3 separate regions of the Homo sapiens genome follow, and all the other regions are linked to region 1. The links are chromatin loops, found by intact Hi-C in ENCODE. Cell type or tissue: PC-3. All regions are shown on one strand.

The links. A loop is a pair of places that touch in the nucleus more often than their neighbours do. Peaks named below come from ENCODE experiments on the same cell type or tissue, not always from the same donor. Only the 100,000 strongest peaks of a DNase experiment are listed, where the experiment ranks them.
Region 2: it touches region 1 in a loop (6-fold over the local background); 5 of 110 quality-filtered maps call a loop at or near these places.
Region 3: it touches region 1 in a loop (4-fold over the local background); 4 of 110 quality-filtered maps call a loop at or near these places.

The regions. Positions count from the first base shown.
Region 1 is chr2:10,574,828-10,577,327 of GRCh38, forward strand. The region is part of intron 20 of NOL10 (nucleolar protein 10); the gene reads right to left. Among named protein-coding and RNA genes, the nearest start is that of NOL10, 110 kb to the right of the region's middle. RefSeq lists an enhancer at 770-1,969. In PC-3, no CTCF peak of the experiment used is centred here; a DNase peak (open chromatin) is centred at 1,284; H3K4me3 peaks cover 297 bases; H3K27ac peaks cover 2,500 bases.
Region 2 is chr2:10,451,126-10,453,625 of GRCh38, forward strand. It overlaps ODC1-DT (ODC1 divergent transcript), which reads left to right. Exons shown (of 5, transcript NR_110597.1): 3 at 1,156-1,344. Among named protein-coding and RNA genes, the nearest start is that of ODC1-DT, 2.6 kb to the left of the region's middle. In PC-3, no CTCF peak of the experiment used is centred here; a DNase peak (open chromatin) is centred at 1,416; H3K27ac peaks cover 2,353 bases.
Region 3 is chr2:10,492,420-10,494,919 of GRCh38, forward strand. No RefSeq gene overlaps it. Among named protein-coding and RNA genes, the nearest start is that of ODC1-DT, 44 kb to the left of the region's middle. RefSeq lists enhancers at 1,043-1,102, 1,123-1,172, 1,183-1,292, 1,343-1,482. In PC-3, a CTCF peak has its summit at 1,126; a DNase peak (open chromatin) is centred at 1,452; H3K27ac peaks cover 2,364 bases.

The sequences.
Region 1 (2,500 bases):
CATTTACATCTCCTGGAACACATTTTGGGAAGCTCTGCCAGACTTTCTCCACCAAGGTAGGAGCTTCAAGAGGAGCTTGTAAGCAGTGACTATTGTTCTGCAGACAAATTTCCATGCAGAAAAAGGACTATGACTAGCCTCTCTCCCAAGGCGGCATCTGGAAGGCCTTGCCGCCATGTGGCGGATTCAGGAGGATAGGATCTATGGGCCATTAGCGCTTCTCCTGGGTGCTTCTGCCTCCTCTTCCCGACTACTTCACCACAGCCTCCAGCACTCCTGTCACAGAGGGAGGAGGAGGACAGGTGCAAACAGGCACATTTGTATCAGCAACAGTCTCAGGCTTGATGAGGAACTGTACTAAATGGCATTTTAAAATTAGATTTGTGACTGAATCCCAGTTTTGCCACTATACAATTTTAAACGACATTAAAGCATGGATTTTCTCTCTTCAATTTTATTGAAATTTTAGGAGGTACATATGCAAACATAGGAAAAACTCAAGATTCTACCTGAGCATATCTAACCTGCAGTATAAAAAGAGACTTCTATGAACAACTGCCCGAATAAGTAAAGTTTACTGTAAACTAGAACTCAAGTAAAACTGAGATTTAATAATTAAAATGTCTGTCAAGTAAGGAAACACACACATCAAACATTAATTGACACAGTCCTCAAAACAGTTTCAAAGCCTCTGCTTGATTCAGTTATGAGGCCATTTAAAGCAATTCTTAATACTTTTTTTATAAACAAAAATATAATTTCAGAGCCATCTTATTTTCATTTTACTACAAATTTTAAACTGATCTTCAACTCAGTACCTCCCGATTTAGAAACAGTGGGAAAAGGCTTGTATTTTCATGTTACTGCAAGGTAGGTGCTCACTCAACCCAGCAGAGGGGCCTCTGCAGGAGCTGAGGTGGCTGTGCTGCAGACCTGGGATCCTTCCAGGCTGTGCTGCTCCTGCCCCATTTGACATCACTTGAGTTTCAGAGGGAATCAACGAATGTTTCCAGGTATAAAGAAAATTGATAAGAAATTAGGAACAGGCACAATGAGGTCCCTCTGAATGTGTATTTGGCTTACGTAAGTGATAAATGTAAGAGGGCAAATTTGCTCTCAGCAGACAGAATTAACTGAAAAGCTTTTTGCACTTAGAATAATGAAGTTTTTTATTACTTGGCAAGCCTCCTGGATGCACGTTGGGAAAATTTTAGAGAAATCAGAGATGAATGGGTACAGGATGTGATGAGGTAGTTCTCCAGAGATGACACACAAATGACCAATAAGCACATGATAAAATGCTCAACTCATTAGTCATTAGGGACCTGCAAATCAAACAACACACCACTCACACCCACTAGCATGGCTATAATAAAGATGACCGACAGAGACAGGTTTGGTGTGGATGTGGAAAACCTGCAACCCTCATACGCTGCTTGGTGGGAATGTAAAATGGTGCAGCCACTGTCAGAAAACAGTCTGACAGGTTTCTCAAAAAGTTAAATAGCTACACTAGCAATTCTGCTCCTAGGTATAGACCCAAGATAAATAAAAACACATGTTCATGCAAAAATTTATACATTCATTTTCACAGCCAATTATTAATCGCTTACCCCAAAAGAACACAACCCGTGTCCCTTAAAAAACGAATGAATAGCAAAATGTGTTATATACGTACAATGGTATATTATTGAGCCATAAAAAGAAATGCAATTCCAATGCAAGCTACACCACTGAATGAATAAACCTTGAAAACATTATGCTCAGTGAAAGAAGCCAGCTATGAAAGACTTCACATTGAATGATTCCATTTGTATGAAATGCCCGGAACAGGCAAAGCTATGGAGACAGGAAGTAGATTAGTGGTTGCCAGGGGCTGGCGGATGAAAAGATGGGGGTAAATGCTAAAGGGTATAGGGCTTCTTTCTGGGGTGATGAAAATGTTCTGGAATTACACAGTGTGATGGTTGCCCAACTCAGTGAATACACTAAGAACCACTGAATTGTACACTTTAAAAGGATGCATATGGTCTGTGAATTATATCTCAATTTTAAAAAAGAATAATCTCCCTACTACTGCTTAAGGAAAAAAAAAGGGATGAAATCTTTGTCATTCTGTTCTATTTGGTGACTATATTGAAGAGGACTGACTTTGAATGAGAAAAAAATTTTTTGAGAAATAAAACTGTATCCAGTTAACAGTAAATATTTAAGCAGCTTACTCCTCCTACAATGTGACAGGTATTATTACCACTGGCTAAAAAAAATGGATCTTATAAATCAATTTAGAATAGAATGACCACGGGCAGAGTAGTCTGTCTTCTAAAATGATAGTATCTGGGCAAGCTGGGTGTGACTGTCACAAGTTATCAGAACTCGCCAATTCCCGGTCTTCTTCAAAGTCCATATACATGCGAGGTAGCCCTACATCCTCAGAGGGTCAGGATGTAGTAGCCCTACATCTTTAGAGGGTCAGGATGGGACTTTTGCTTTATAAGCC
Region 2 (2,500 bases), 120 kb before region 1:
TGTGCCTGGCCAGAGATGAGACTTCTATGTGTGGTGCTAAAAGAGTGAATAAAAACATTAGATACTACACTGGACATGCTTCTAAGAGCTTAGTCATCTCACCTAAGTTCTGGGACCAACTCCCATTTTCTTAGGATTCCTTGGGCCCCCTTACCACCCCCCCGCCGCTCTGCCCCGCTCATTATGAAAGTTTGGACATCACTCTGTCTCTCTGGGTTCCAGACTACCTTTCTGAAAATGGGGTGGTTGGACTGGCTGAAAGCTCAGGTTCTTCTTTCCTTCTAATGTTCTAAGAATCTACTTATTTCACAGAGTTCTGTATAAATCCACTGACCAAGTTTTCTAAACCAAAACCAAAAACATGTCTGATGAAGGAAGTATCTTTTTTCTTCTTTGCTAACTTACATGAAAAGGCTTATAAAGGTATATAGTGATTGCAGACTTAAGCAGTCACCCTTATCATTATTATTATTATTATTTGAGTCAAGAGGCTTGCTCTGTTGCCCAGGCTGGAGTGCAGTGGCGCAATACTGGCTCACTGCAACCTCTGCCTCCCAGTTTCAAGCAATTCTCCTGCCTCAGCCTCCTGAGTAGCTGGGAATCCAGGCGCCCACCACCACATCCAGCTGATTTCTCTATTTTTAGTAGAGATGGGGTTTCACCATGTTGGCCAGGCTGGTCTCAAACTCCTGACCTCAAGTGATCTGCCTGCCTTGGCCTCCCAAAGTGCTGGGATGATAGGCGTGAGCCACCGCGCCTGGCCTCACCCTTATCAAAAAGAAGTAGGTCACATAGAAGACAATAACCAGCAAGCATTTGTGTATCCATTTACTCAGTATTGGAAAGTTTGACATTGAGAGCTTTCTGGAAAATGGGTTTGGGCGCTGCTTACGTGTCCGTGGTTGTACTCTACTTCACCAAACTTCTTCCAGAAGCATAGAAGAGTGGACTGTGGAGTGAGGCTCATGACCTCCAGCCCCATGAGGACTTTGGGAGGTTAGCTTCTGCCCTGGCAAGGGTGCCCTAACTCAGGACACCTGGGTAATGGGGACTAGTCACAGATGCTCTAGTCCCATCTGGATGTTTGGCCAAAAATAGTTTTCCTTAGCTCAGTCACTCACCAGTCCTTTAACCTTGCCCTTTGAATGGTTTTAGGTGTTTCCGAAAAATCCAATCCACCCTCCAAGGTGGAAAGTGTGCCATCTCTGCCCATAATCCAAATGGCGTGCCTGAGGCATAGAAAGCAGCTTTCAGGGAGGCCTTCCTTCCTCTGAGCAATGGTGGCATCATCAGAAAAGTGGAGCTCCTCCAAAAGGATCTGCTGGAAGCAGAGGACGCCCATGTGTAAGTGGAAGTCCCAGGATGTTTGTTTTATAAAGTGTTACATCACGGCCCTACCTTGCCCCAGCCCTGGTGTGGCTCACTGGGAAGCTGCTGGGAAAGGAGCCAAATAGGAACTAGGCCAGGGCCTCCTGGAGCCCAGAAGGGCCCTGGGGGCAGGTCAGTGGGCACACACAGTTGCAGAGAAGAGGGGGCCCTTGTCTGGAGGCTGAGAGTTTGGAAGAGTACTTTTTTTTTTTTTTTTTGAGACACAGTCTTACTCTGTCACCCAGGCTGGAGTGGTGCAGTGGCACAATCTTGGCTCACTGCAGCCTCTGCCTCCTGGGTTCAAGTTATTCTTATGCCTCAGCCTCCTGAGTAGCTGGGACTACAGGCGTGCACCACCACTCCTGGCTAATTTTTTGTATTTTTAGTAGAGACAGGTTTTCGCCATGTTGGCCAGGCTGGTCTCAAATTCCCGACCTCAAATGATCCGCCCGTCTCAGCCTCCCAAAGTGTTGGGATTACAGGTGTGAGCCGCCGCACCCGGCCTGGAGGAGTTCATTTTCATGGGGAAAGTGATGTTTATCATTATTTTGCTTCCCACTTCCTTGTCTTTTTCAGTGGGCAGAAGTCAGAGTCCCATTAAGCCTGTACCGAGTCAGTATTCAGACATGCCATCCGACACGTGGACAGAAGCTTTGCCATCTGCCTACTTGGCTTGTCTGTTTCAAGCCCTTCACTGGTGGCCCTGGGTCCACAGAGTAAAGTCCAAACACCTTAGCCTGGCACCCAGGACCCTCTGAGGCCTGCCCTGCCCACCCTCCCAGCCTCTTTTGCCACTCCAGCTCCCTGAGCCACTGATGTTCCACAGACCCTGCCCCTGCCATCGTAACGTGGGTCACGTGGTGTGGGCACCTTTGTTTCCTGCCTCCATCCTGCCTTCCCCTCCCCGCAACTCTCCCTTTGAAATCAGGACCATGATTTTCTTCTCTCCATATGTTCAGTTTCTAGCCTGGTTCCTGGCTCACAAAGCCATTCAATATTGTCAAGTTGAAACTGGGTTTAGTAGCACCTGTGGGCTATTGGGAACAAAAGAAAGCAAGCGAGGCTGTGCTGAAAAGTGGTCATTTGTGGTTGCTATACGAGTGATTAGCTCAGGAGAATTTCTCCCCACGTG
Region 3 (2,500 bases), 82 kb before region 1:
GGATAAACCTTGAAAATATTATGCTGAGCAAAAGAAGCCAGACACAAAAGGCCACATATTTTGTGATTCCATTTGTATGAAATGTCCAGAATAGGCAAATCTATAGACCAGGAGGTAGGTCACTGGTTTCCAGGAGCTGGGGTGGAGGTAGTGGTGAGGAGTTTCTTTTGGGGGCGATGAAAATATCTGGAATCACATCATGGTGATGGTTGCAGCACCTTGTGAATATATTCTAAAGCCATGGACCGGTACCCATTAAAAGCACTTTTATGGTATATAAATTATATCTCAATTGACAAGGACAGTGAGAGGGAGAAGCAGCAGCACTGGCTTTGTGTTGAAACACCTGGAGGACTGGCAGGTAGATGAGGAACCTGCGGCTCTGTAGGCTCCATCAAAACTCTTGGGTATGGAAAATCCTTCCTTAGAATAAGAAGCTGCTGGCTCGGCACGGTGGCTCACACCAGTAATCCCAGCACTTTGGGAGGCCAAGGTGGGTGGATTGCCTGAGGTCAGGAGTTTGATACCAGCCTGGCCAATATAGTGAAACCCCATCTCTACTAAAAATACAAAAAATTATCTGGGCATGATGGCAGGCACCTATAATCCCAGCTACTTAGGAGGCTGAGGCAGGAGAATCGCTTGAACCCAGGAGGTGGAGGTTGCAGTGAGCTGAGATCGTGCCATTGCACTCCAGCCTGGGCAACAAGAGGGAAGCTCTGTCTCAAAAAAAGAAAAAAAAAAAAAGCTGCTATGAGACAGCACTAGCTACTTCCAGTGGCAGTGAGTTCCACATCGCTGGGAGTATTTAACAAAGCAGAGATTGTGCCACTGCCCAGGAGAGCTACTGGAGAGATTGTTCACACACAGGCTTTGGAAGGCAGGATTGACTAGATGACTATGAGTCCTTTCTGACCCTAAAACCCTGTAATTTTACAATGGATTCAGAGACACACTCATGAGCGTATAGTAGGTGCTCAGTCAAGGATTTGCTGACCCAGCTGATCATGAATGATCCTCCTAGGCCTAAGTCTTGTGCCGCCTCCCAGGTGCCAAGCCCTTTAACCACAAGGAAGCAGGTGTCTCATCCCTGGCAACAACTCTGTCCATTAGGAGGCAAGCCTGCCTTTCCCTGGGCTGACATTTCCATACCCAAACATCAACAACCAAATATGAGAACTGGCCCTTGGAGAGCCTGGCCCTGCGTGGGAACCACCAGTCACAGTTCCAGGAGCCTCAGCGCTTCTCGCCCCCGGCCCTGTGCCACCTCTCCCCGGAAGCCTCTGCCTCAGCAGCCCCTACCCTTTGCATGCCTCACTGGCTGGCTATTTACACAACTTGGGCGATGACGCTGGGGCCAGGCTCATGCCGGGGCGGCAGCTTTCTGCATGCCACATCCTGGAGCGAGGGGAACCCCCCGAGAGGATGGTTACTCAACAGCACCTGTAAACCGTCCCACTGATTCACCCATAAGCCATCCAGGGAGGCAGTGAGGCTGAGCCAGCTTTGCTTTTGCAGAATGAGGGACTGTGCTGTGGACTCAAGCTGTCTCTAGAACACACACACGTCACAAATGAGACCCTTAGAGCTGGCTACAATCCAAAGTAGATGAGTCCAGCTTCTAACAGCGTGCAGGCTGCCACGGTGAGAGTCACGGAGACCGACCCTTGGCACAATAAGACTGTGGACTGAGGCCAGTGCCTGTGGACTGAGGCTGGTGCTGTCTAAGAGTCACCCTCCCTTCCGTACATGTGTACCTTACCACCACGCAATGGCCCTCCGTGAGTGGCCGTGCCCCCCGCTCAGCAATGACCTAGCAAGGAAACTGAGGCTCACAGAGGTGACGTGTCTGTTCTAAGTTCGTGAATGCCAACTTAGAATTGGTGGAGCTGGGAACAGAACCCAGGTCTTCGGACCTGATGTTGGCCACATGGGTGGGCCCCACAGTCAGGACAAGAGGGGTGGGGGCTCTGCAGAAGGATGGGGCTGTGGGTGGACAGCCAGGGCCTTTTCCAGACGTGGGCCATGGAAGTCCAGCAGCTGGATCAAAACCCCATGAGCTGAGCCTGCCCCTATGGATCACAGGTCACAGACATGTCTTCGGAAGCCAGTCGGGGAGGCCAGGGCTGGGGCGGGCCAGGACCAATCCACACCAGAGGCACAACAGCAGTTCCCAAGGAAGAGCAGTCGAGGGCAAGGGCCAGCCAGGCTGGGGTAAAACCCCACCAGGGTTGCATCCACTTAGCTGCTGGGGAAGGGGCCCAACTGGCCACAGAGCCTTGCAGGTGGGCCAGGTGAGGGGCAGGCCGCAGGAGGGAGCTGCTTCCCCACCTGGGAGCCCAGCACTGGCGTTCCCTGCTTGTCCCACATCTGCGTCATCAGTCACCGTGGTTAACAAGGCTCCCCGTGCCTGCCACATGCCGGTCACGGAAGGGCAAGAGGGATGGGATTTGCCCACTGTCCTCCAGAGGGGTTTCCTCTGGGTGCAGAGTTAGGCAAA